Linked DNA regions of Homo sapiens: region 2 is linked to region 1. A link is an interaction called in ENCODE POLR2A ChIA-PET data of the cell type or tissue named here. Cell type or tissue: PC-9. All regions are shown on one strand. Each heading gives the region's core, and the rest is flanking DNA. Links, peaks and the distances in the headings are about the cores only.

Evidence for each region. ChIA-PET counts read pairs that join two places held together with the same protein. Peaks named below come from ENCODE experiments on the same cell type or tissue, not always from the same donor. Only the 100,000 strongest peaks of a DNase experiment are listed, where the experiment ranks them.
Region 2: POLR2A ChIA-PET joins it to region 1 with 5 read pairs; 2 of 35 experiments call an interaction of 5 or more read pairs at or near these places.

Annotation. Positions count from the first base shown.
Region 1 is chr6:41,692,077-41,704,147 of GRCh38, forward strand. All of the region lies in intron 1 of TFEB (transcription factor EB), which reads right to left. Among named protein-coding and RNA genes, the nearest start is that of MIR10398, 35 kb to the right of the region's middle. In PC-9, for the core only: no CTCF peak of the experiment used is centred there; DNase peaks (open chromatin) are centred at 6,045 and 6,545; H3K27ac peaks cover 2,284 bases.
Region 2 is chr6:42,201,150-42,214,221 of GRCh38, forward strand. It overlaps MRPS10 (mitochondrial ribosomal protein S10), which reads right to left. Exons shown (of 7, transcript NM_018141.4): 3 at 12,971-13,043; 4 at 10,632-10,768; 5 at 9,339-9,447; 6 at 7,709-7,798; 7 at 5,658-7,223. The coding sequence ends at 7,140. Among named protein-coding and RNA genes, the nearest start is that of MRPS10, 10 kb to the right of the region's middle. In PC-9, for the core only: no CTCF peak of the experiment used is centred there; no DNase peak of the experiment used is centred there.

The DNA of each region.
Region 1 (12,071 bases), core at 1,749-9,748:
AATTACAAAGCCCTCCACCACCACTTCCTATGCCCCTTCCCTTTTGTTTTTATTTTCCTCCATATCACTTATCACCATCTTAAATACAATGCATTTTTGCCTAGCTATTTCATTCATTGTCTGTCTCTTTCTTACTGGGAATGCAAACTTCCCTGAGGGCAGGCATTTTCTGTCTTTTTCACTGCTATACCATGGGACTCTGGCTCAGGACCTGGGACATGGCATATGCTGAATGCATGTGTGAAGAAATGTATCTTATTTGTGAGCCAGGCAATGGGGATACAACTGCAGTTCCTGAGCTCATGGAGCCTACAGTGTAATAAAGAGAAGGGCAAGTCCACAGGCTTAGGAGGGCCTGTATGGGGAGGGCCACTTCCAGGCACCTGGCACTGCCAGAGCCCAGAGAGGACTTCCCACCAGCACATCAGCCCTAATCTCCTACAGGTCTCAGTGGGACAGGTGTGACTTAAGCCCCCCAGCCCAGTCTGGAAGGAAAGACAGGGAAGAATGAGTCCTACAGCTTGGCCCACTCTGTCCCTAGCTCATTGACTGACCCTAGGTAAGTGACCCTGGGTAAGTCCCCTCCCCCTCTGAGCCTCCATCTCTCCATGCACAAAATGAAAGGGTTGGACCCAGTAATTTCTAAGGTCCTCCCCAGCTGAGACAGGCTGAGACTCTGAGAGGTGCAGGGCTCCTGAGTGTGTCCAGACCCCATGAAGGTCCTGGTAGGGGCTGGAGGGTCCCATCTTGGGGATATTGCAAGAGGCAGTATGACTTTGTGGTTGAGCAAGGACTTTTGAACTGAGAAAATATGGGCTTGAATCCTAGTTCTGCCACTTCTTTGCTGTGTGACCTTGGGCAAGTCACTTAACCTCTCTGAGAGTCAATTTCTCATTAGTAAACGGTCTCTGCTTCAGAAGATTGGAGCACTATATGAAATTAATAGGTCTTGCACAGTATGTAGCACCTGGGAGGCTGAGTGCATGAGACATGGATGGGCACATGACTGGCAGGCGAACTGATCAGTGTGGACCAGAAGCCAGAGCTGTGTCTCAAGCTCCTAACAATGAGGCCCAGACCTCAGGGGATAGCAAAGGGAAGCAGCAAAGGCTGACATGTTCTGGCTAATACCAGACACTGGACTTAGTCAGCATTAGCAAAAAGAACTGGCAAATATTCAGTGAAAATCACCAGATAATAGAAATAATAATAACTTGAATTTATTTGAGCATTTACTGTATGTCAGGCAATGTTCCAGACTCCTTCACCTGGAAGAGCCCTATGAAGTAGTTCTGCATATTACTCTCCTTTTATAGATAAGGAGAAACAGAAGCACAGGAGATTAAGTGTCTTTCAGCAGTGAAAGGGACAGAGCTGGAACCCAGCCCCAGGCAGCATGGCCTCTGAGCCCATGCTGGGGAGGAGAGGGTCTCCACACAGAGCAGGGAGGAAGCTTATTGCAGGCTGCCTGGCTGCCAGGCCCAGGAATGGAGCCCATGCCACCTGACTGCCAGCCAGGGCTCCTCCCACCACCACTGTGCCTTCCCGACAAGGTAGGAAGGCAGGCAGTGGCCCTCACCCCACCCTCCTTCCTTCTCTGCCCCTCTACACCATGAATCAGTAAAGGGGCTGTCTCAGCTCCTTGGGTCTCTCCACCCAGCTACCAACGGGGCAGTCCCCAGAAAGAAAGGAGCAGATGCCCACCACTCCCTTCCCATCCTGCAGCAGGAACACAGCTGCAGCCTCCACCCATGCCTTTGCCCACCCCCTTCCTATGCTGCTACAGAGGGTTATCCCTGTCTTTGTACCCCCACTGCCCACCACACGCACACTAGCCCTACAGACCTCATAGGCTCTGACCCCAGCCCAACCCACCCCCTCGCAGCTGTACCCTCTACACACCCACCCACACGGCACTGGCTCACCCCCCCACCCTTGGGGACAATCTGACTTCAGTTGGCCCTGGTGGGGGTGTGGGCACCGGGCCTGGCAGTGCCAGCCGGCACAGGGAGGGCTAGGGGAGAATGATCCCCTTGTTTCTCTGACAAAGAGCTGAGCGTCTGGCCTGGCCTCGCGTGGACTGGAGCTGGCTTTGCTATGAGGAGAGCCTGGGCTGGACCCTGCCTCTCACTGGCTGGGCCAGCCTCAGTTCTCTCATCTGCACAATGGACTTGGGAATCCCTGCCCCACCGCCCCCTGCCAGAATCTGGGTGAGCCTCCTGGGAGAGGACGTTGGAGAAGTGGACACAGTGAGGTGTCTGTGCATCAGTGGGTGTCAGTAGCCTCAGCTACTGTCCCCTGACAGAGGCTGGCAGGGTAGTGAGGCTCCCCAACCCCACCGCTGGAGCTGTCACACCCACAAAGCTTGTCCTCCAGTGAAGCTCCAGCCCTCTCCCCTGGCCCTGGTCGCCAGCCTGGGTTGCTGAGTGTGGTGTAGGTGGGATGGGTATGGGGTAAGGGAGGGACCTGAGGGGATCAGAGAGCGATGGGGGTGGTCCAGGACATGCTAATCCCCCCATCCTTAGCCTCCAAGCATGCCTACTCACTCTAAAATCCTGAGGGTCCACTCTCAGCCTCCCCTGACACCCAGTCTAGCCAGGAAGAACTAAGAGGATGGACATGGGAGAACCAAAATGTCCCTGGCCCCTCCCACCATCTGGCCCTTCAGACCCACCATGCCTGGAAAGGGTCCACTGTGTACAGGTTCAGTAACACTGGGGGCCTGGAGTGCCTACTGCATGTAGACACCAGGGATGGGGCACTTCCCTGGAGAGCCTTCTCCCCTGCCCCTCCCAGGTAACACCCTCCTCCTGAGAGGAAGGGTTTGATGCCCCCAGAGAATCCCTGCCTCTCCCCAATCACATGGCTGCCCCCATCAACACCCCCAGGACCCTCCAGCTGCCTCCTGCTGCTGTCCACCCACAGCCTCTCAGCTGACTCTGCCTCAAAGCCCAGACTGGGTTCCAGCTTAGTCATGTCCAAAATGAGTTCTGTAATCCCACAGGCTCACTGCCCCTACTGGCTAGGCGACTTCAGAAAGCTACTTCACCTCTCTGTGCTAGGCTGTCTTCCTCTCTAAAACGCAGCACCTGCTAATCACAGCACCTGCCTTTTGGGGCCATTGGGGGGATTCAAGGTAAGTGTGTGGCAGTCGCTTCATAACCAGGGATCCCGGTCTCCTCTGGTCAGGCCAGAGCTGGTTTCATCCAGTCTGTGTGTGGGCCTTGCCTGTCAGTCATTTACACCTTAGTATGAACCAGCCCATGAATCATGAAATGGTATATGTGTAGACAACAGGAAGATCAGAGTACCAACCGCTAAATGCTTCGTGAATGATTGCCATGGGTCAGGGCTGGTCAATGTGCTTTTCCTAATGTTAATTCTGTTTTTTCTTCCCAACAACCCAATGAGCTGAGTACTAGTATTATCCCCATTTTTCCTGGAGGAAACAGAGGCACAGAGAGGTGAAGGAACTCACTCAAGGTTACACAGCTGATTAAGTAGCAGAATGGAGATTTGATCCAGGCAGGCTGGCTCACAGCCCCCACTCTTTAACTACTATTCTGGGCTCTCCCAGCACCCCAAACTGTTCAGAGTTGTTACCGCTGGGGAGGGGAGTGGGAAGGGGCAATGGAGGGGGAGGGATAAAGAGGGATTTTTATAGTTCTTCGTTCCACTGGAGAAGCACTCAGCTCTTACAGTGGGAATATGTGCGACTTGTGTGATTCTGTTAACAGGAGAAAGGAAGCACAGCAGCTTCTGGGGGTTTATGGGGGGGCCCAACCTGCTTCCAGGGCTTCCAGTCATGTCCAAAGGTGGGTCGCCAAGGGGAAGGAATCCCCCCAGCTCCACCTGGGCTGGCCCAAGCCCTGCCCTGCTCGGTGCAGTGGTCATTAGGCCAGCCGCGGTCCCTGGGTGAGGACACCGAGTGGCCAGCAGAGGCACAGAGCCAGGGCCAGCAGCCACCAAGCATTTGGAGCTGGAGGGCCAGGGCCCCACTCAGTTTCTACCACAGCCCCAGACAAGGGCTTCTGAGGGGAGTACCATCTTCATGCAGTGCCCTCAAACTATTGTCAGCTGACGCCAGTCCATTCAGTGGCTTGTGAGGCCTGAACTGCCTTGGGGATTTTTCTGCCCTCTAAATGATCCTTTAAAACTTGGAGCAGGAAGCTGAAAACACACTCCATGACCCATGGACCCCCTCCTATGCATGCCCACCAGAAAAGCATCCACGTGTTCACCAAAGCACATATACTAGAATGTTTGCGTGTATAGGAACCAAAACTGGAAACCACCCAAATGTCCACTAAAGAAAGATAGATAAAGAAGTGGTGGGCCAGGCATGGTGGTTCACACCTGTAATCCCAGCACTTTGGGAGGCTGAGGCGGGCAGATCACTTGAGGTCAGGAGTTCGAAGCCAGCCTGGCCAACGTGGTGAAACCCCATCTCTATTAAAAAATACAAAAATTAGCCGGGCGTGGTGGTGTGCACCTGTAGTCCCAGCTACTCGGGAGGCTGAGACAGAAGAATCGCTTGAACCCGGGAGGCAGAGGTTGCAGTGAGCCGAGATCATGCCACTGCACTCTAGCCTGGGTGACAGAGTGAGACTCCATCTCAAAAAAAATAAATAAATAAAATAAATTGAAGTGGTGGTACATCCATACAATCAAATGCTACAAAGCAATGACAGCAAATGCACTGTTGTTACACATGACATAGATGACTCTCGCAGACATAATGTTAACGAAAGAACCAAGGCACAAAAGTGTATACAGCATGCTCTGCGTATATGAGTTCAAAAAAACGCAACATTAATCTACTATGTTAGAACTCAGGATCCTAATTACCCTTGGGGGAGTGTCTGGGAGGGGACACAAGATGGCTTGGTGGGTAAGAGGATTAGGAAAGTTTTGTAATTTGATATGGGTGTTGGTGCCATGAGAGTGTCATATTTACAATAATTTGTACAGCTGCTCCCTTACAACTTATAATTTTCTGTATGTGTGTTGTATTCTCATTTTAAAATCACATAAGAATGAGGGCAGACCAGCCTGGCATGGTGGCTCACGCCTGTAATCCCAGCACTTTGGCAGGCCGAGGCAGCCAGATCACTTGAGGTCAGGAGTTCAAGACCAGCCTGGGCAACACGGTGAAACCCTGTCTCTACTAAAAATACAAAAATTAGCCAGGTGTGGTGGCACATGCCTGTAGGCCCAGCTGCTTGGGAGGCTGAGGCAGGAGAATTGCTTGAACCCGGGAGGCAGAGGTTGCAGTGAACTGAGATCACACCATTGCACTCCAGCCTGGGCAACAAGAGTGAAACTCCATCTCAAAAAAAAAAAAAAAAAAAGAATGAGGGCAGACGTTAAATAGTTTAAAAGAAGAGTTAGGGAAACTACCTTCACCAACACCACCCCTTCTCCAAACCCCCCCCCTTCCCCAAGTGTGTCTATGACTTTAAAATGCCTTTGGTACCAGGCACCTTCAACACAACTGCCAGAGCATACCTTGGTACAACCTCTTTGGAAAAGCAATTTGGCAATATATGTCAAAGCCTTGAAAAATATTCACCAGTCCAAGGAAGTAATCATAGATGCAGAAAAGGATGTTGTGCATAAAGATGCACTTCACATTATATGGAAAAAAGTCAAAACTAACCTCAATGTCCAGTTATAGGATAGTTAAATAAATTACGGTGTGTCCCTCCTGATGGACTGCTATACTTACAATAAATAACATGAGGATATGTCAGGTGACAAAATGTAGGATGTAGGGGGAAATTGTATATAAAATCTGATCATCACAATGTAAAAATATGTATAGAAAAACCTCTTGGGAGGAAATATACAAAATTATTACTGACTTCTTTGGATGATGTAACCATAAGTATTTTGTGTGGTTTTAAAAGCCTTTTGGAATGTTATTCTTTCTCTAGAATGAAGATGTATATCTTTCTAATTGAAAAAAAAATATTTTATGCTAACAGCTAATGCTCATAGAATGCTTACTGTGTGCTAGGTACTGTTCAAAGCACCTTATGTAATTATCATAATTATTTCATGATATGAGTGACGTGGGTACCATTATTGTCCCCATTCAAGGAATGAGGAAACACAGGCCCAGAGAGGTGGTCACTTGCTGAAGGTCACAGAGCTAATGAGTGGCAAGGCTGGACCCTGGCAGTCTGGCTGCACCGCCCCAACCCTGGGGCTGGGAGTTTGGCCTCAGTCCTGCATTCAGGGTGAGGGCGGCCACGTTTTGTTTTAGAAATTCTCACTGAAGAAGCCTCCCTGCGATCAAAGAGTTTCAGCGGCTGATCTCGTTCATCCAGCCCAGGAGCCAGAGGGTGTCCGGGATGATGGAACAGTCTGGAATCCCCAAACACAGGCAGAAAAAAAAATTCTACCCTTCCTCAAAGAGCAGAGATAATTTCCTGTATTCCCAGAAAAACATATGTCTGGCGGCTGAAACAACAAAGTGTGCAAGCCCAGAGGCTGGGAGGCCTGTTTAAGCCATTGATGACGCTCTGCACCTCTGTGGTCGGAAGAAGTTTTCTTCTGATTCAGTCTGTTACACTCTCAGTCGTGGGGGAGCTGCCCGGTCAGTCCTGGGGAAAGAAACTGACCGCTAAACAAAAGCTTCCTGAACAGGTTCGAGATTCCTGGAGGCAAAGGAAGGGCTTTGTGGCCTCCTAGGAACCTTTCAGCCTAGGGAAGGGAAGAGAGAAAAAAATACCAAACTTGGGATTTTTCTCAGCCCCCTCTGGCAGAGGAGGCAGCAGAGGAAGTCCTGATGAACTAGGAAACAGAACAAGGACATCACATAATCCTCATGGACAAAGCCATTCCACATTACGGAGGTGGTCATGAGTCACTGTAGGGCCTGGGGAGGGGGCATCAGATGGCCCAGACCCAAACAGAGTGAGGGGTGGAAAGGTATCCTACGACTCCCAGGAGCCAGCAGTCCTGCCCATATGATGCTGTGGGAAAGGCCAAGTGCTTGGGTTCAAGTCTTAGCCTTGGGCTGGACTCAATTGTCTGGGTATGGCCTCAGTCTCCCCATCAGTCAAGCAGGGCTTGCCAGCTGGGGCCACGTCTACCTCATAGCAGTTGTGCTCTAAGTGAGGAGGCTGGGTGTGTAAGTTGTCTTGCAGGTGTGAATTTGTGGGCAGAGGGGAGGTGTCACCATTCTGGTCACTGTTCAGTGTTGCTCCGTCCAGGCCCACTGGGGGCATCCCTGCATAAGTTCCTTTGGGGAAAGTGTCCCATCCATTCACCCATTCATTCACACATACACACATACACACCATCTGAAAGCCCAGACTGGGGCAGAGCAGCCTAGTGGTAACCCCAGCTTCAGTCTCTCCTTACTAGATAGGGGCAGGAAGGCCTCAGGCCAGCTTTTCCTATTACCAGGAGCCCTCTGTTTCCTCTCCAAAAGCCTTGGGTCTTTTAAGATTTTCTTTTCCAGAGCTTGTATATCATGTCATTCACTGCAGGAGATGAGAGAGGCAGGTGAGCAATAACAATGTCCACTCCTTTGGGTTCTAAGGGATAAGTAGTCGGAGTGTTTACCACAGTTCCTGGCACACTGGAGATACTTCATAATATAGCCTTTTATTATATTAGCTGGCAACTTCCGATACAGAAACATAGCAAACCCAGGACACCTGGTAAGTGTGCACTGTTTGATTGAAAGGTCCTTGATATCAGAAGCAGAAATGAGGTCAATGGGACACGCACATGCTTTTAACAGTTTTAATGCCATGTTTTGGTCTTTTTCCCTTTTAGTGAAGTGTAACTTATCCTAGCAAAATGCATAGATTTGTAGTGTACAGCTCAATGAATTTTTACAGGTGTGTGGCCTTGTATAATCACTGTTTAGATCAAGATGGAGAATGTCACCATCACCCTGGCAGGTTCCCTCCGGGACCCTGTCCTGCATCACCATGGCTGAGTGCTATGGTCTCCAACAGCACACAAAGGCTGTCATGCAGGATGTGGTCTTCAGTATATTTCATGAAATGGAACCGCTCTGCCAAGTGGGGACACTTACTGAGGACTGACCAACCCCTATTTGTGATGAATAAAGATCAAGAAACAAAAGAGGCTGGGCGCGGTGGCTCACGCCTGTAATCCCAGCACTTTGGGAGGCTGAGGCGGGCGGATCACAAGGTCAAGAGATGGAGACCATCCTGGCTAACACGGTGAAACCCCGTCTCTACTAAAAATACAAAAAATTAGCCGGGCATGGTGGCGGGCGCCTGTAGTCCCAGCTACTCAAGAGGCTGAGGCAGGAGAATGGCGTGAACCCGGGAGGCGGAGCTTGCAGTGAGCCGAGATCTCGCCACTGCACTCCAGCCTGGGCGACAGAGCGAGACTCCGTCTCAAAAAAAAAAAAAAAAAAAGATCAAGAAACAAAGAATGAATTACATGAGGAAGCAGAGGCTCCAAAAGGGAGATCTGCACAATGCGCTTCAGTGGCAGCAGAGCAAGACCCCAGGATGCGTTCTGCACCGCCTCTCCCAGACCCCCTGCAGGAATGCGCTGCGGGAGACTGCAGGGCTGGGGGCAGGGGGCAGTCAGGGGCTTGTTTTTAAATCTCTGAGCACCAGCAGGAGGTGGGGAGGAGGGAAAGGAAGGAGAGGAGAGAGGAAGGGCGGTCACACAAGCTCCTGGCCCACTTAATGGCCTCCTGTTCCCACAGCTCAGGCCCATCAGCCCCAAGTTTCAGCTCACATCCCACAGGAAAGGGTGGGAACTGGCGCCTCCTGGCTGGTCAGACTGTTGGCCCGGGACAACAGGGGGAGCAGCTTCAAAGGCCATTGCAGACCAGGGAGTCGCCCTGTCCTGTCCCACTGGGACCAGCTGGGCCCTGGCAAAGACGACTGCCACTGGGCATGGCAGGACAGGGACGAGGGACATGTAGCTAATAGGAACATGAAAGGAGAAACTAGAAAAGGATTCCACCCCTGTGATATGCACGGACCGGCCCAGCCACCCATGTGGACGCTCTGTCTCTCCGTGTCTGCTTCTCTTTCTCTCTTCTCTCTCACACACATGCACGCACACATGCACACATGTCCATGTGCACACACGTGTAGCCGCATCCCTCAGCTGCCGCTTGCAGTCTAAGGATCCCCTTAGCAGGCAGCCACCTTTCTCCTGGGTTGGGGAGTGGTGGGACTGAACCCCCACCCCTTGTGCCCCTGCACCCGCCTCCTGGGCACTCCATCTACTCCAGCCTCCTGCCTGTGTCTGCCATGCTTTGTTCTCTAGTTGTTTCCTTGCCACCTACCAGTCTCCTCAGCTACAAGGAAGTTTCAGAGAAATCACTTTTCTTCTTCAGAACCTCCACACCATCCCACCCATCAGACTTTCCAGAAAGAGATGCACGGCCCTCAAGGGCTGCTGGTCCAGTGACCCCCACACACTCAGTTATCACCCACTTGGCAAACGCTCCGAGTCCCTCCCACATTGCACTGCGCAAGGGGCCTCTGTTCAATCACATTCATCCACACAAACACTTGATGGGATAAACAGCAACACAGCAGGATAGGAAACCGAGACTCAGAAAGGTTAAGTAGGCCAGGCGCAGTGGCTCATGCCTGTAATCCCAGCACTTTGGGAGGCTGAGGCAGGTGGATCACTTGAGGTCAGGAGTTCGAGACCAGCCTGGCCAACATGGTGAAACCCTGTCTCTACTAAAAATACAAAAATTAGCCAGGCGCGGTGGCACATGCCTGTAGTCCCAGCTACTTGGGAGGCTGAGGCAGGAGAATGGCTTGAACTCAGGAGGCAGAGGTTGTAATGAGCTGAGATCGCACCACTGCACTCCAGCCTGGGCGACAGAGCAAGGCTCCGTCTCAAAAAAAAAAAAAAAAGAAAGATTAAGCAGCTTGTCAGAAGTCACACTGCAAGAGCACAGTGAAGTGGGGGTTCAAGCCCAGGTCTCTCAGGTATGTGACCACCAGCAGCTCCAGCCCAGGAGAGGTAACCTGGGGCCCATAGGAAAGGTCTCCCCATGTAGATGGCTTGTTGTCCCCTGCACTCCCAGTCCTGCGCCCCCCTCATCCCATGTCACCCTCAGCGAATCCTACAGAGGTTCCCCAGAGAGGCCTGCATGCTCCTCAGCCCTCCCAGACCCCACCCACAGATGCTTTTTGCTAAATAGCCAAGACATCCATGCCCAGGAGGCTCAGAGGGTGACAAATCTGAATCTCGCTGAGACGGTTAGCCCGCCTGAGAGCCTGGGTCGGAGGGGGCGGAAGGGGAGGCTATATGAGTTGGTCAGACAGAAATGTGATTCCAGGGATCAGAGATCTGGCACCAGACCATAGTGAGGTGAGGGTGGTAAGGGTTGGGGGAGGAGTGGGACTCAGCCATAGATGGCTCCTAGGACAGGAAAGGGGCCTGAGGGCGATAGAGGGGTTTAGAGACTGAAACTCCACTTGCCCCAAGTACCCTCTGGCCCACCCCAGCGAACCTGCTCATGTCCCCTGCAGGAAAGATCAGCTAAAGTTTTCATGGATGCTACGTCAGCCTATGTGGTCAATGAGGTCCCTCCCCAGGGAAGGTGAGGCCTAAGACTCTATCTGATTGGTCAGTTCATGCCATTGTGGACTTGGGGCCCACAAGCTCTGACTCTCTGAGATGAGTCTGTTTTGCAAGGACTCTCTCAGCCTCCACAGGCCCAGCACAAAAGCCTACCTAAGGCCAGAGTGGGACTGGAAGACCTGCATCGGTATGCACCACCCAGCTGCGTGACCTTGGGCAAGTCCTGTCCCCCTCTCCGGGACTCAAGACCCTCACAAATAACATGCAGAGGCTGTGTGGGACCTCTCATAGGCTCCCTGCCGCCTGCCTGGTGTGCTGATGGTTCTGGCAGCATGGATGTGTGGAGGGCTGGTCCGGTGGAATCGGCCTGCAGGCTGGGAGGGGAAGGGCCAGGCACCGGTTTCACTGTCCCATGTGCTGGCTGCCCCAGCATTGGGGAGCTCCCTCTCCAGAGCCATGGCAGCCTTAGGATCCAGCCTTTGCTTTTCCATCTCCTCAGGAGAAAAGAATCCACACTCCAGCATCTTCTGCTAGCTGCCAGCTGCTTAGGGCAGGGAAGGCTCGTTGACTCCAAGTGTGAGAAGAGGCAGGCACAACGACCACAGCTGGGCACACAGCGGGCATGCAGAGCAGCTTCTGGCTCCTGGTCCCAAACCCAGCCGCAGGCCCAGGACCCCCTGCATCTGTCCTGAGTTCTAATAATGGCTCTCAGGGTCCCAGTGCCTAAGCCACCCCCGCCTCAGCCCTCCCTGCCCCAGGCCCAAAGTCCTCAGAGCACTCCAACCCCGCCAGTGCCTGGCTCCTGCCCCTGCTCCTGGGGCTGCTCCTCCTCCGTCATCTGCTGCCTCAGCCTCCCCAGCCTCCCTGTGGCTGGTCTGCTGTAAAGAACGATTCCCTGGCTTTGTTTTTAAGAGTCAAACCTGCTTCTGAGTACTTTGGAAACAACCACTGTACAACTGAAGTAGCCAGGTCTTCCTAAACAAAAGAAGACAGTGGAGAGGGGAATGGAGGAAGAAAGGACAAAAACATCTATGAGCATGGACGATTGCATTGAATTCACAGAAGGTGGCCTGTTTTCTCTCAGGTGCAAACCAAGAGGCATTAGTACTATGCACACTGAGTGCGTACTCTGCACCAGGCACTGTTCTGCATTGATATGTGTTACTGATTTAATCCTCACCACAGCTCCATCCACCATGATGGAGGCGTTCACATATCCCCTGTTTTACAGAGGGGGCAACTGAGTCACAGAGAGGCTGAAAACTTGCCCGAGGTCACACAGTTGGTAGGTAGCAGAACTGGGGCACCTGGTCTCCCCACAGTGTGCTGGGTGCCCCTGTGGAGAGTCTGTCTGGAAAGTGCCAGAGGAGGCAGGTAGGGGGTCTTGAGCCCATCAGTGAAGGGGCTCTTGGCTAAGCAGGTGGGTGCAGGACACCAGCCTCCCCTCAGCTCTTGTTTCCTCTAGAACTACTCCCATTCAACCCTCCTTCCCCTCAAGATATCCTTTCCATCCA
Region 2 (13,072 bases), core at 2,469-10,468, 510 kb after region 1:
TGGTCTCGAACTCCCGACATCAGGTGATCCACCCATCTCAGCCTCCCAAAGTGCTGGGATTACAGGCATGAGTGACCACACCCAGCTTCTTCCTCCAGATGTTAACACCACTGCCTCCTCCTCAGAGAGAACTTTCCCAACTCCCCCTCAGGTAGCCACTCAAGTAATTCTGATATTATCCCATTTTATTTTCTTCACAGTACTTAATTGCATCTGAAACTATCTTATTTTTTTCTCTACTTGTCTGTCTCTCTCACTAAAGTCTATGATCTTTGAGGAGAGGGACTTCACTATATACATTCCAGAATTCCCAGCGTTTAGAACAGTACTTGGCATGTACAGGAAACTCAAATACTTGTTGAGTAACTGAGCAAGGTCCTTGGCACATGGTCAATGCTGAATTAACGTCAGCTATCACTCCTTCATTTTACAAGACAATTCCTCTTTGACTCTGTTTAGTGTCTAGATTAGCAGGTATTTGTTGAGATAAAAATGATAATGGGATTTTAGAACTGGAAAAGGCCTTGAAGATTATCTAGCCCATTAATTTCCAATTACCCATCTCAACACACTTTAAGATAACACATGCCCATCAGCAGCCGTGGCTCTGTAACAGCAGCATCTCAACTGGCTTGGTGTGAAGGTAGTATTATTCCCATCCATCTCTCTTTTTTTAGACAGGGAGACAGGGTCTTCCTCTGTCACCCAGGCTGGAGTGCAGTGGAACACTCTCGGTTCACTGCAACCTCCATCTTCCGGGTTCAAGCAATTCTTATGTCTCAGCCTCCTAAGCACCTGGAATGCCCAGCTAATTTTTGTATTTTTAGTGGAGGTGGTGTTTTGCCATGTTGGCCAGGCTCCATCCATCTCTTAACACTTATTATTTAAGCAGCATTGAAGATTGATTAAAGTACAGTATCTCTGCCCAAGTTAAGAAATTTTATGAGTGAAATATAACTTGATTTAACCTCTGGCCGAGGAATTTAAAATTCAATTGGTTTTTCATGTGGGTCAGTTGCCCATGACCTGCCCTATAAATAAATGTCGCTGAGCTACTGAGTTATAAATATATCATTTTAAAGAGGATTAGAAATCCAGCCGGGCATGGTGGCTCAAGCCAGTAATCCCAGCGCTTTGGGAGGCTGAGGTGGGCGGATCACTTGAGGTCAGGAGTTTGAGACCAGCCTGGCCAACACACCGAAACCCCATCTCTACTAAAAATACAAAAGTTAGCTGGGCGTGGTGGCGGGTGCCTGTAATCCCAGCTACTCAGGAAGCTGAGGCACGAGAATCGCCTGAACCTGGGAGGCAGAGGTTGCAGTGAGCCGAGATTGTGCCACTGCACTCCAGCCTGGGCGACAGTCAGACCCTGTCTCAAAAAATAAACAAATAAATAAATAAAAATAAAATAAATAAATAAATAGATAAATAAAATAAAGAGGATTAAGAATCCATAGAGAGAAATGAGAGCTTGAAGTGAGTAACAATAGAAAGGATTTAAGGAGGGCAGGGTTAGGAATTGAGCAGGGGATTTGGAAAGAGAGTCCTGGGGATTGCAGGCAGTCAGCCATAAGCCTGGCTCCAGGGGCAAAGATATGCTTAAAATCGACAAACCCATGTCTTCTGAGCCCTAGTCAGGCTGGACCTGAAGCCCCACTGTGAATCATCTCCATCTGAGTGTTCTTGTGACCGAGTAGGACTCCCCTTGCTGATGCCTAAACTCTTGTGTTGCCCCCTCCCTCAGGACCAGTCTGAGCAGTGGGACCACCTAAATTGTGCCGTGTATCTTGCTTCTTGCTTTAATTCATTAATTTTTCCTCCCAGTCAATCACTTTACTTCTAAGCTTTAGACCAAGCTTATCCAATTGGAGGCCCACGGGCTGCATGCGGCCCAGGACGGCTTTGAATGCAGCCCAACACAAATTGGTAAACTTTCTTAAAACATTGTGAGATTTTCTTTCATGATTTTTTTTTTAATTAGCTATTATTAGCGTTAGTGTATTTTATGTGTGGCCCAAGACAATTCTTTCAATGTGGCCCAGGGAAGCCAAAAGATTAGACACCCCTGCTTTAGAGGAAACGAGTACATTTTGGTAACGTGAGAGGTGAACAAACCTGGAATTTAGCTTTGAATATTCTGCATTTAGTATGTGGATATTTGAGTACCTCATAGCCTGCTTACAAATTAGCTTCTAGGGCTGACCCTGTCACTAACAGCTTCATCTGTAAGCTGAAAGGGTGACTGAGTGGGCAAATAACAACTCTCTAAGCCTTGGTTTTCTGTCCTGTAAAATGGGGACAATGGTAAGTACTTCAGTGTGTTAATAAAAATCAAAGGATTTTTGGTTTGTGGCTGGGCGCTGTGGCTCATGCCTATAATCCCAGCACTTTGGGAGGCTGAGGCTGGCAGATTGCTTGAGCTTACAAGTTTGAGACCAGCCTGGGCAACATGGCAAAACCCTGTTTCTACAGAAAAAAAAAAGAAAGAAAAAAAAAGAAAAATTAGCCGAGTGTGGTGATGTGTGCCTATAGTCCCAGCTACTAAGGGGGCTGAGGTAGGAGGATCATTTAAGCCCAGGAGGCGGAGGTTACAGTGAGCCAAGATTGTCACTGCACTCCAGCCTGGGTGATAGAGCCAGAACTGTCTGAAAAACAACGCTAAGGGCTGGGTGCGGTGGCTTATGCCTGTAATCCCAGCACTTTGGGAGGCCGAGGCGGGCGGATCACGAGGTCAGGAGATCGAGACCATCCTGGCTAACACAATGAAACCCCGTCTCTACTTAAAAATACAAAAAATTAGCTGGGCGTGGTGGCGGGTGCCTGTAGTCCCAGCTACTCGGGAGGCTGAGGCAGGAGAATGGAGTGAACCTGGGAGGCGGACCTTGCAGTGAGATTGTGCCACCACACTCCAGCATGGGTGATAGAGCGAGACTCCATCTCAAAAAAACAAAAACAAAAACTCTAAGGTAAATGTTATCCCTACCCTGGAGGTAACCTGAGGTCTTTTCCAGCTGGTTCTTGAACAGTATAGCACACAAGCATCTAAAGTATCATCGGAATGGTACTGCCATTTACTGAATGTCTGTTACCTGCTCAATACTGTGCAAGGTTTTTTATCAGTTATCGAATACTCCAACCTTATTAAGCTGGAGCATTAAATATATGTCAAATGTAAGTATGTAGGTATTATTTCCTACAGACTTATTATTACCTTTACTAATGAGTACACTGAGGCCCTGACAGGGTTAAATCTCTTGCCCAAGTTTACGGCAGTCAGTGGGTTTGAACTCTTATCTGACTCATGTCTGTCTGACTCCAAAGTCCATGTTTGCTCTATTCTGTCATTCATTAGTCTTGTAATAGAACTAACTTAATAATGTAATGTAAGACAGGGATGGTTGCAGACAACTAGAAATGTTAAGAAACTAGACTAATAATTTAAAATGATTGCTTTATGTATTCACTGTGGCATGTTTAAATGGTCATAGGGCCAGGAACATATGCCATTCTTTCAAAGCACTGAAACTTGGCACTTGAACTAGTTTAGTCTGTCTTACCAGAGATCTGTAGTTATACTAAGACTCTTGGATGAGAACATGATTTTATTTAATATGAAGAAAATATAGGCTGGGCATGATGGCTGATGCCTGTAATCTCAGTATTTTGGGAGGCCAAGGCCGAAGAATCACTTGAGGTCAGGAATTTGAGACCAGCCTTGGCAACAAAGTGAGACCCCCATCTCTACAAAAAGATTAAAAAATTAGCCATGTATCATGGTACATGCCTGTGGTTCCAACTACCTGGGAGGCTGAGGCAGGAGGATCATCTGAGCCCAGGAGGTCAAGGCTGCAGTGAGCTGTGTTCATGCCACTGCACTCCAGCCTGGGCGACAGAGCAGGACCCTGACTCCAAAAAATAAAAAAATGAGCTGAGTGTGGTGGTGCACACATTTAGTCTCAGCTACTTGGGAGGCTGTGGTGGGAAGATCCCTTGAGCCCATAAGTTCGATTGTGTAGTGAGCTTTGATCGTACCACTGCACTCCAGCCTGGGCAACAGAACAAGACTCTGTCTCTACAAAAAAAAAAAAAAAAAAGAAAAAGAAAAAAGATCATCTCACTTCCTACCTGCCTTCTGGTTCATTCTATTTTTTTTCTTTTTTTTGAGATGGAGTTTCACTCTTGTTGCCCATGGCGTGATCTTGGCTCATCGCAACCTCTGAGTTCAAGGGATTCTCCTGCCTCAGCCTCCCAAGTAGCTGGGATTACAGGCATGCGCCACCACACCCTGCTAATTTTGTATTTTTAGAAGAGACAGGGTTTCTCATATTGGCCAGGCTGGTCTCCAACTCCCAACCTCACATGATCCGCCCGCCTCAGCCTCCCAAAGTGCTGGGATTACAGGCGTGAGTCACCACTCCTGGCCGGTTCATTCTATTTTTTTTTTGCCATTACTTTTAATGGCAAAAACTGCAATTACTTTTGCACCAACATATATTATCAAATCCACTCTTCTCTCACCATCTCCCATACCCACCATGGACAGAAAGTGTGACCCAGGCATTAATTCTAATTTTCAGGATATGCATTTTACTCAGAGGCCTAATTTAAAACCAACAAAAGAAAACCAAAAATCTTCTTAGCCTATCAAGATAGCTATATCCTGATAAGCTAAGAAGTTATTTTGTTTATATCATTTTTTCAGTACTGTACTTCATGCCAAACTTGTTTATATCAAGAAGCGGGCTTCAAATATGCCAAATACTTTCGTCGAAGAAATACTGCTAGTTTTGGGCCAGGCGCAGTGGCTCATGCCTGTAATCCCAGCACTTTGGGAGGCCGAGGCAGGTGGATCACGAGGTCAAGAGATCAAGACCATCCTGGCCAACATGGGGAAACCCCATCTCTACTAAAAATACAAAAATCAGCTGGGCGTGGTGGCACATGCCTGTAGTCCCAGCTACTTGGGAGGCTGAGGCAGGATAATCGCTTGAACCTGGGAGGCAGAGGTTGCAATGAGCCGAGATCGCGCCACTGCACTCCAGACCGGGTGACAGTGCAAGATTCCATCTCAAAAAAAAAAAAAAAAAAAGAAAGAAAAAGAAAAAAGAAATACTGCTAGTTTTTCTCACGTGCATGTGTGCACATGTAGTTCATTTGCTTATTTAAGCCGAGGTTTTAACACATAATTGGAAGTCCTAAACTAAGGACTTTGGTTTACATGGAGTGCTATGGTACAATCTCGGCTCACTGCAACATCCACCTCTTGGGTTCAAGCAATCCTCCTGCCTCAGCCTCCCAAGTAGCTGGGATTACAGGCGCCCACCACCATGACCAGCTAATTTTTGTGTTTTTAATAGAGATGGGGTTTTACCATGTTGGCCAGGCTGGTCTCGAACTCCTGACCTCAGGTGATCCACCTGCCTCAGCCTCTCAAAGTGCTGGGATTACAGGCTTGAGCCTCCACAACCGGCCGGGTCTATATTTATTTTTAAAGAATTACTTCAGATGAAAATGTGTCATAAATTGCTGCTTTGCTGCACATAGTTACCATTATGTTGCTCATGTTTTATTGACTAGTTCTTGATCTTCAAGTACTTATACCTGGTGTCAGTATGCTTTAGGCATTCATGAATGACAGTCAACAACTGAGCTGAAGGTCATGGGGCACAAAGCTGCAATTCTTTTAATGGTGATGACAGTAACGTAAGTCTGATACACAAGCAGTATGTATTCAACACACTGATACCTGATAGCATGTCAGGAAAAAAGAATAGGCAATGCAGTTTAAGGGGGGAAAAACTGAGAAGTCATAACTACTCCAAAGATGTGCAGGAAACCACAAAAGACATGGACCTGCTTCTACTATAAAAAGAAAATGAAGCACTTCTCTGGGGTTGCTATACCAACTGTTTCAGCCCATTGTAGTCTTGCCTCTTTCAGGGCTTTAGCCACTATTTCATTTCATGGAAAAGCAGACATCTCCTAACAAACAGAGTGACATTTACCAAAATAAAGAGGGCTTCTCAGTGAGAAGCTTAATAAAGAAAAATATTTACCTATGCTTTGCACAATTTTCTTTTTTTTTTTTTGAGACGGCGTCTCGCTCTGTCGCCAGGCTGGAGTGCAGTGGCGCGATCTCGTCTCACTGCAGCCTCCACCGGGCCCGGGTTCACGCAATTCTCCTGCCTCAGCCTCCTGAGTAGCTGGGATTACAGGCACGTGCCACCATGTCCAGCTAATTTTTGTATTTTTATTAGAGACGGGGTTTCACCGTGTTAGCCAGGATGGTCTGGATCTCTTGACCTCGTGATCCGCCTGCCTCGGCCTCCCAAAATGCTGGGATTACAGGCGTGAGCCACCGTGCCTGGCCTGCTTTGTGCGATTTTCAAAAGCCATTATTTCTATTCAATTTTGGGTACTTAACTACAGTGCTGGATGTAAAGTTTATGCAGTAAAAGCTTATTGAATGAATGAATCATAGGATAAATAATACAACTAGTAATTTCTTAAGATCATAAATTCCATTACAGTAACCCTGGTAGGCAACTCTATAAAGTTCTGGGCTCCAAGAAGAGGTCAGTGCATGCCATAAATGTGTTTGATCTGCTGTGAAGTATATTCAGTCTTCAAAATGTAATGCTTACATGAGATAAAATCGGTTGGTTACCACCCCCAAATTAGCATATGCCAGCCTGCACAAAGGTAAATAGCAAAAACTTTAACTGCTCAATCTGAATTAACCAAAGATTCCTTCTAGGAATCTTAAAAAAAAATAAGGGTACGAACACTCCAAGCACTTATTTTCAGATGCATCAACTGACATAAATTAAAAATGGTACAAACTAATAATTGAACACCAGTAGCGTAACAAAATAGAATTTTCACTCTTTCTGCTTTCAGTCAAAGTGGTTTGCTCATGTTTGCTGAAATCAGAACTGAAACAATGAATAAAAAGAATAGATAAAAGTGGTTCTTCCATTAAAGTTCCATTCCCTGCCCTCAGCTGATGAGGGCACGAGAACTCAATGGAGCAGTTAGGGCAGACTCAAATCATCTCAGCTGGAAGCACTCTCCACTTAAACATACTCATCTGGCCCACCCTCATTTCAAATTTAGGCAAAAATGGCCTCCCTGAGGCTTTATGACTTGCTTTCTTCTTTTTCTTCTGATAGTGTTTCCCAGATTGGCTCCTTGATGTGTTCTGGTAACTGTTCTAATTGTGTCTAAAAAAAGAAAGAAACAAAACTATAATGTGGATTTAACAGAACTCTTTGACTACAAATCGGACTTATTAATTTGGTCAAATCCTCTTTACTTCTTTTTCTTTTATCCCCCTAGTCTTTCTATAGGGTTTTGAAATGGAAAGAAGGAAACTTGATGGTCTATAAAACACTCTCACATACATAATCGATTTGATCCTCAATGATCTTCATGGATTGCCACTTAATGGGATCCCCAGGTCTAGACAACTCATATTGAGGAGGGAGAACTTCATAGGTGGTTCACGGAGGACTTGGGCTGAAATGGCAGGATTCTGTTGCAAGGGGTGGGTAGCCCCCAACCGCTGTGGCAACTGTGTCTCCCAGTTTGCCACAGTTTAGGGCAAACTCTACTCAGTGGGCCAGGACCAGGCTGCAATGTATCAAAACAACAATACAGATACCACTCCCCACCGCCCCACCGAAAGAGGCAGAAATTCAAGCTATACCTTTGTTACTTCCATGGCAACCCCTTCAGGTAAGTTTCGCTGAATATATTCCAAGTAGACATCTGCTGTGCTTCCAGTTAGATGTTCTAACTAAAACATCAAACATGAAAATGTTTCATGTAAGCTGTTTGTTAAAGCACGGTTTTTTGTTTTTTTTTTTGAGATGGAGTCTCACTCTGTTGCCTGGGCTGGAGTGTGTGCAATCTCAGCTCACTGCAACCTCTGCCTCCTGGGTTCAAGCCATCTCCTGCTTCAGTCCCCCGAGTGGCTGGGACTACAGGTGTGTGCCACCATGTCCAGCTAATTTTTTTTGTATTTTTAGTAGAGACGGGGTTTCATCATGTTGGCCAGGCTGGCCTCAAACTCCTGACCTCAAGTGATCCGCCTGCCTTGGCCTCCCAAAGTGCTAGGATTACAGGCATGAGCTACCGCACCTGGCCTCCCCTAAAGAATCTAACATAAAATCCCAGGCTCACAAAACAACTGAAGACAAAAGGACTAAATTATAAGATATAGTTAATATAAGATTTTCTGTGTGTACTATGAGAGACGTTTCCCTCAGACAAAGATGGATAAAATTTGGGTTTTTCTTTTTAAGAGTAGGGACTGCGCAGGCACAGTGGCTCACACCTGTAATCCCAGCACTTTGGGAGGCCGAGGTGGGTGGAGCACCTGAGGTCAGGAGTTCAAGACCAGCCTGACCAATATGGTAAAACCCCATCTCTACTAAAAATACAAAAATTAGCCAGGCGCGGTGGCGTACACCTGTAGTCCCAGCTACTAGCGAGGCTGAGACAGAATTGCTTGAACCCGGAAGGCAGAGGTTACAGTGAGCCTAGATTGTGCCACTGCACTCCAGCCTAGGTGGTGACAGAGTGAGACTCTATCTCAAAAAAAAAAAAAAAAAAAAAAAAAAAAAAGAGTAGGGACCATGACTTTATTATATTTGTGCCCTCAATGACTAGTACAGTACTTCCCATATAAAAGATACATAAGTGCTTGTTTTAATATTTACCAATCACTTACTATGTGATCAAAGTATTCTGAGTGCTTACATAAATTTTCCATTCTAATCCTCACACTAACCTTATGAGATGGGTACCACTATTATTCCCATTTTATAGATGAAGGAATAGAGGTACATGTCACACAGCTGTTAAGAGACAGGACCTGGATTCTGGCATTGGCAGTCTGACTCCAGAACCTATGCTCTCCTTAAGCACACGACTGTGCTGGCACTAATGGAAGCACAAATGAGTAACAGATGAATGAAAAACCTAATGCTGTGCATCACTGACATGGAAAATCCAGCTAGTATGTGAAACAGTTATTAGAACTGTGTAAAAACTTCACTAGAATTTTTGAAATATGAGCAAAATTATTCCAATGCTATCTTTGCATAATCTGCATTCCTGAGTTAAGGTATGCACTACTCTAAAGGATTGCTTTATTTGCATTTACTTTTCCTACCATGACACTTCCATAAACACTAAAAGATATTTACCTTCTGTACAACCAACAGACATGGGCTTGCTGAAAGAAGTCAATCTAGTCAATGTTAAAGTAAAGTTATATGCTAGTGTGAATTTTTGGTATTTCAAAAATGCCAGAATTTCTCAAATACACTCACCTCTAAACATCTGTAAAGTGTTCTCATTTCATACTGAACTCTGTGCTTCTTGTAAATATGCACTGATTGGAGAAGAGTAAATCGCTCTATTTTCCTTGGAGGTTCATGTCTGAAATTAATGGACAAAACAAAACCTGAGTCACTATGATAACAAAGCATAATTCCATAATTTTGTAGGTCAGACTCACACTCAATTATAGGCATTAACTACCATTTACAGACTTCCATTTGCCAAAACTGTCATCTGGAACAACAACTGCTATCATAAAACTCAAGCCAAAATAAACACTGCAGACAGCAATAGAAACTTTTTCCCACAGGCTCAAAAATAAGCCCTGGCATGTCAAGTGTGCAAGCATACACACACACCTGCTGCTTTTACACCCTTTAGTCTTTTATTGACCAAATATATTAATTGTGAAGAGCAGCACCAGTGTGGTAGACATAGTTGTAACACCTGCTGTATGTCTGTTGTTTTAGGAAAATCTACAGATAAATCAAAATAACAAAACTATAGTCTGTTTTGGGAAACCGTGGCCTTCTGTTTTTGTCAGAAGGCCAGACTGCCAAAGCCCCAGATGGGGCCTCGTTCAACAGCAGAAGGAGCAGATGACAAGACAAAGGAGACAGTTATGCTTGACCCTGCAGTGACTCCAAGGCTTACCTTGTTCAAGCAAGAAATTACTGGGTAAGTGGTGTTTCTTAGGGAAGATTTGAAATGATGGATGTATTAGCCAAAAATCATCACATCCAAAGGGTCTAAAACGATTGTTCATTCACCTACTCTACCTCCCTGCTCCATGGAGATCCCAGAAACATGGCAGGAAGGCATGATCCTGATTAGGATAACATATGACAAACTTAAGCTCTACCCACCAAGAGTTTCTATCCCACTTTAAGAGCTCAGACTGGGCCAGGTGCAGTGGCTCACGCCTGTAATCCCAGCACTTTGGGAAGCTGAGGCGGGCAATTTGCCTGAGCTCAGGAGTTCGAGACCAGCCTGGGCAACACAGTGAAACCCCATCTCTACTAAAATACAAAAAATTAGCCAGGCGTGGTGGCATGCGCCTGTAGTCCCAGCTATTCGGGAGGCTGAGAACTGCTTGAACCCAGGAGGCAGAGGTTGCAGTGAGCTGAGGTTGTGCCACTGTACTCCAGCCTGGGCAACAGAGCGAGACTCTGTCTCAAAAAAAAAAAAAAAAAAGAGTTCAGACCTTCCTGGGATGAGCACTATTTTCCTGGTTGATCATATTACAGCAGCGAACAGGTCGGGTCAGGAAAGGCCATACTCACACTTTAATAGAGATACCAAGTTCTTTAGCAGCAAGCACAGCAAAATATTCATAACTGTCCAATACAGCCTTATCGTGACCTTTCACCAAAACCGAGAGGCGCTTATATAATATGTCTGGTTCATCAGAGATTGTTACCTAAAATCCAAAAGAAAAGTTTCAGTTTTAGTTCCTCTTCTATTTCTAACTAGCAAATTTAAAACATTAGCCTCAATTGAACAACTTCAGAGTTTACTAATAAATGAGGAGAAAAACACTGAGTGACGGCAGTGTTAGCTGAAGTGTCTAGATACTTTCATGTTCAGATCTGGACTATGAGCCTCAGAATCTGTTAAAATACAGTGTAAATGAAAAGAATTTTCAAGGCAACCCACAAAATTACTAAAGGAACTTTCCAACTTAAAATAACGATTCAGCTTCAAATTCACAATGAAAAAGGACTCCAGGGTCTGCTAGTAAAGAGCCTGGGCAGAAGACTTGGATTGAGGATTAAGCTCTGCTAATGGTAGCTGAATGACAACGGACAAATCATATCGTCTCACTGCACATTAGTTTCCTCACATATGAAAGAGGGTAAACCTATGCTATTGCTCATAGTATTTCTCTAAGAAAAAAATAAGAAAACACAGATTAAAGTGCTTATTAATTATAAAACATTATTATACAAAGCCAAGTTAGTTCTATTCATATTTTTTATTAGGTTTTATTCGCGTATGTTTTGTCTGCCCTAATAAACAAATTACTCATTTCTAATTTAAATGATATGACACTGACTATACCTATAACTTCAACCTCTTCCACCCTAATACCTAAAGACCTTAGAAATAATGGGTTTGACATTTTTGACTTTCTTCCAAAAGGTGAATTACCTTCATTTCATTCATCCGTTAAACCAGTAAATTATACTACTAATCCAATGATTCAGAGTTAAATCACTTCACTCCTGAAAGATTTACTTACTAGCCAGAAAGCTAGATATCCACTCTCAATTACTCCAAAAAGGGTTGTTGGAAGAACAGAATATACTGATAGCCTGTGTCCTAAGTTGAGGGATGAGAAGGGGGAATATAGCCTCAAGATGTGTTCTGACTGATCCCTACAGGGTGTTAAAAGATACTTTGAATTTGTTAGGAATATTAAAAATCAGAAGATTTCACAAGAAAATCTGGATTTCAGTTTAGCTTGGAAGATTTAGACAGGCTGGCATCACTAGGTCTGATTTCCCACAGGGCAACAAGTGGCTAGAATAAGTAGCTGCTGTCTTGCTTATAAAGACAGTGGCACACCATGCCAATTCTGCCACCTTTTCTTATAGGCCTGGCTCCTGCAGGCATGTGAGTTGCAGACTGGGGCTTAAATGTACTATCATAGAAATACATCCAGTACTGGCCAGGTGTGGTGGCTCATGCCTGTAATCCCAGCACTTTGGGAGGCTGAGGCAGGCAGATCACTTGAGGCCAGGAATTTGAGACCAGCCTGGCCAACATGGGAAAACCCCATTTCTACTAAGAATACAAAAATTAGCCAGGCATGGTGGTGTGTGCCTGTAATCCCAGCTAGTCGGGAGGCTAAGGCATGAGAACTACTTGAACCCAGGAGGCTGAGGTGAGGTGAGCCGAGATCATGCCACTGCACTCCAGCCTGGGTGACAGAGCGAGACTCTGTCTCAAAATAAATAAATAAATAAATATCCAATATCTATTAAGAGAAAAGTTAGAAAAGAGCAGTAAACTAGACATGTGCACAGACAAAGTGAGTACCTACAGACAAATGTCTAGAACTGTAATCCCAAACTGTTAAAGGGGGTTATTTTTGAGGGGTGGAAATGAAAGGATTTTTAAAAATTACAAGTAACACAAAAAACTGGATTGATGAAATCATAGCTTCTACAGGGTTACCAAGTTCCTTCTAGATGTTTATTATTTGTGCTAACGCATTTTCTCACTGTGAACAATAAAGCACTGTCCAGGCCCAGGCTCAATACACAAAATGAAAACAAAGACTTGAAGGCTACAAGAAAAATACTTTTCCATAACATAAATCAAGTATTCTACATCACAAATTCTGACAACTCTTCCATTATGCCAAGCTAAAAGCAAGAGACTACTAATTAACACAGTTATTTGGGGGTAAATAATTTATTCCTTTAGAACTTACTTTGATACCCTGAAGACAATATAATCCAGGGAGTTAAGAGAATATATGCGTTGTGCATTTGCCAGTATTCTAGGACAAAATTTTTTTATTCATAGAGTGTTTGGGGAAAAAAAACCCAATGAAATAATAAGGAAAACCTATTGCCAAGGTAGCTCCTTATACCAAGAAACAGGGAGTACATACCACAGGTTTGGTCAAATCCTTTGGAACATCAACGTGTAGGTTTGAAAACTGTACCCACTTCATATTGGTACTGCTATGTGTGGGGAAAAAAAGAGAAACCTA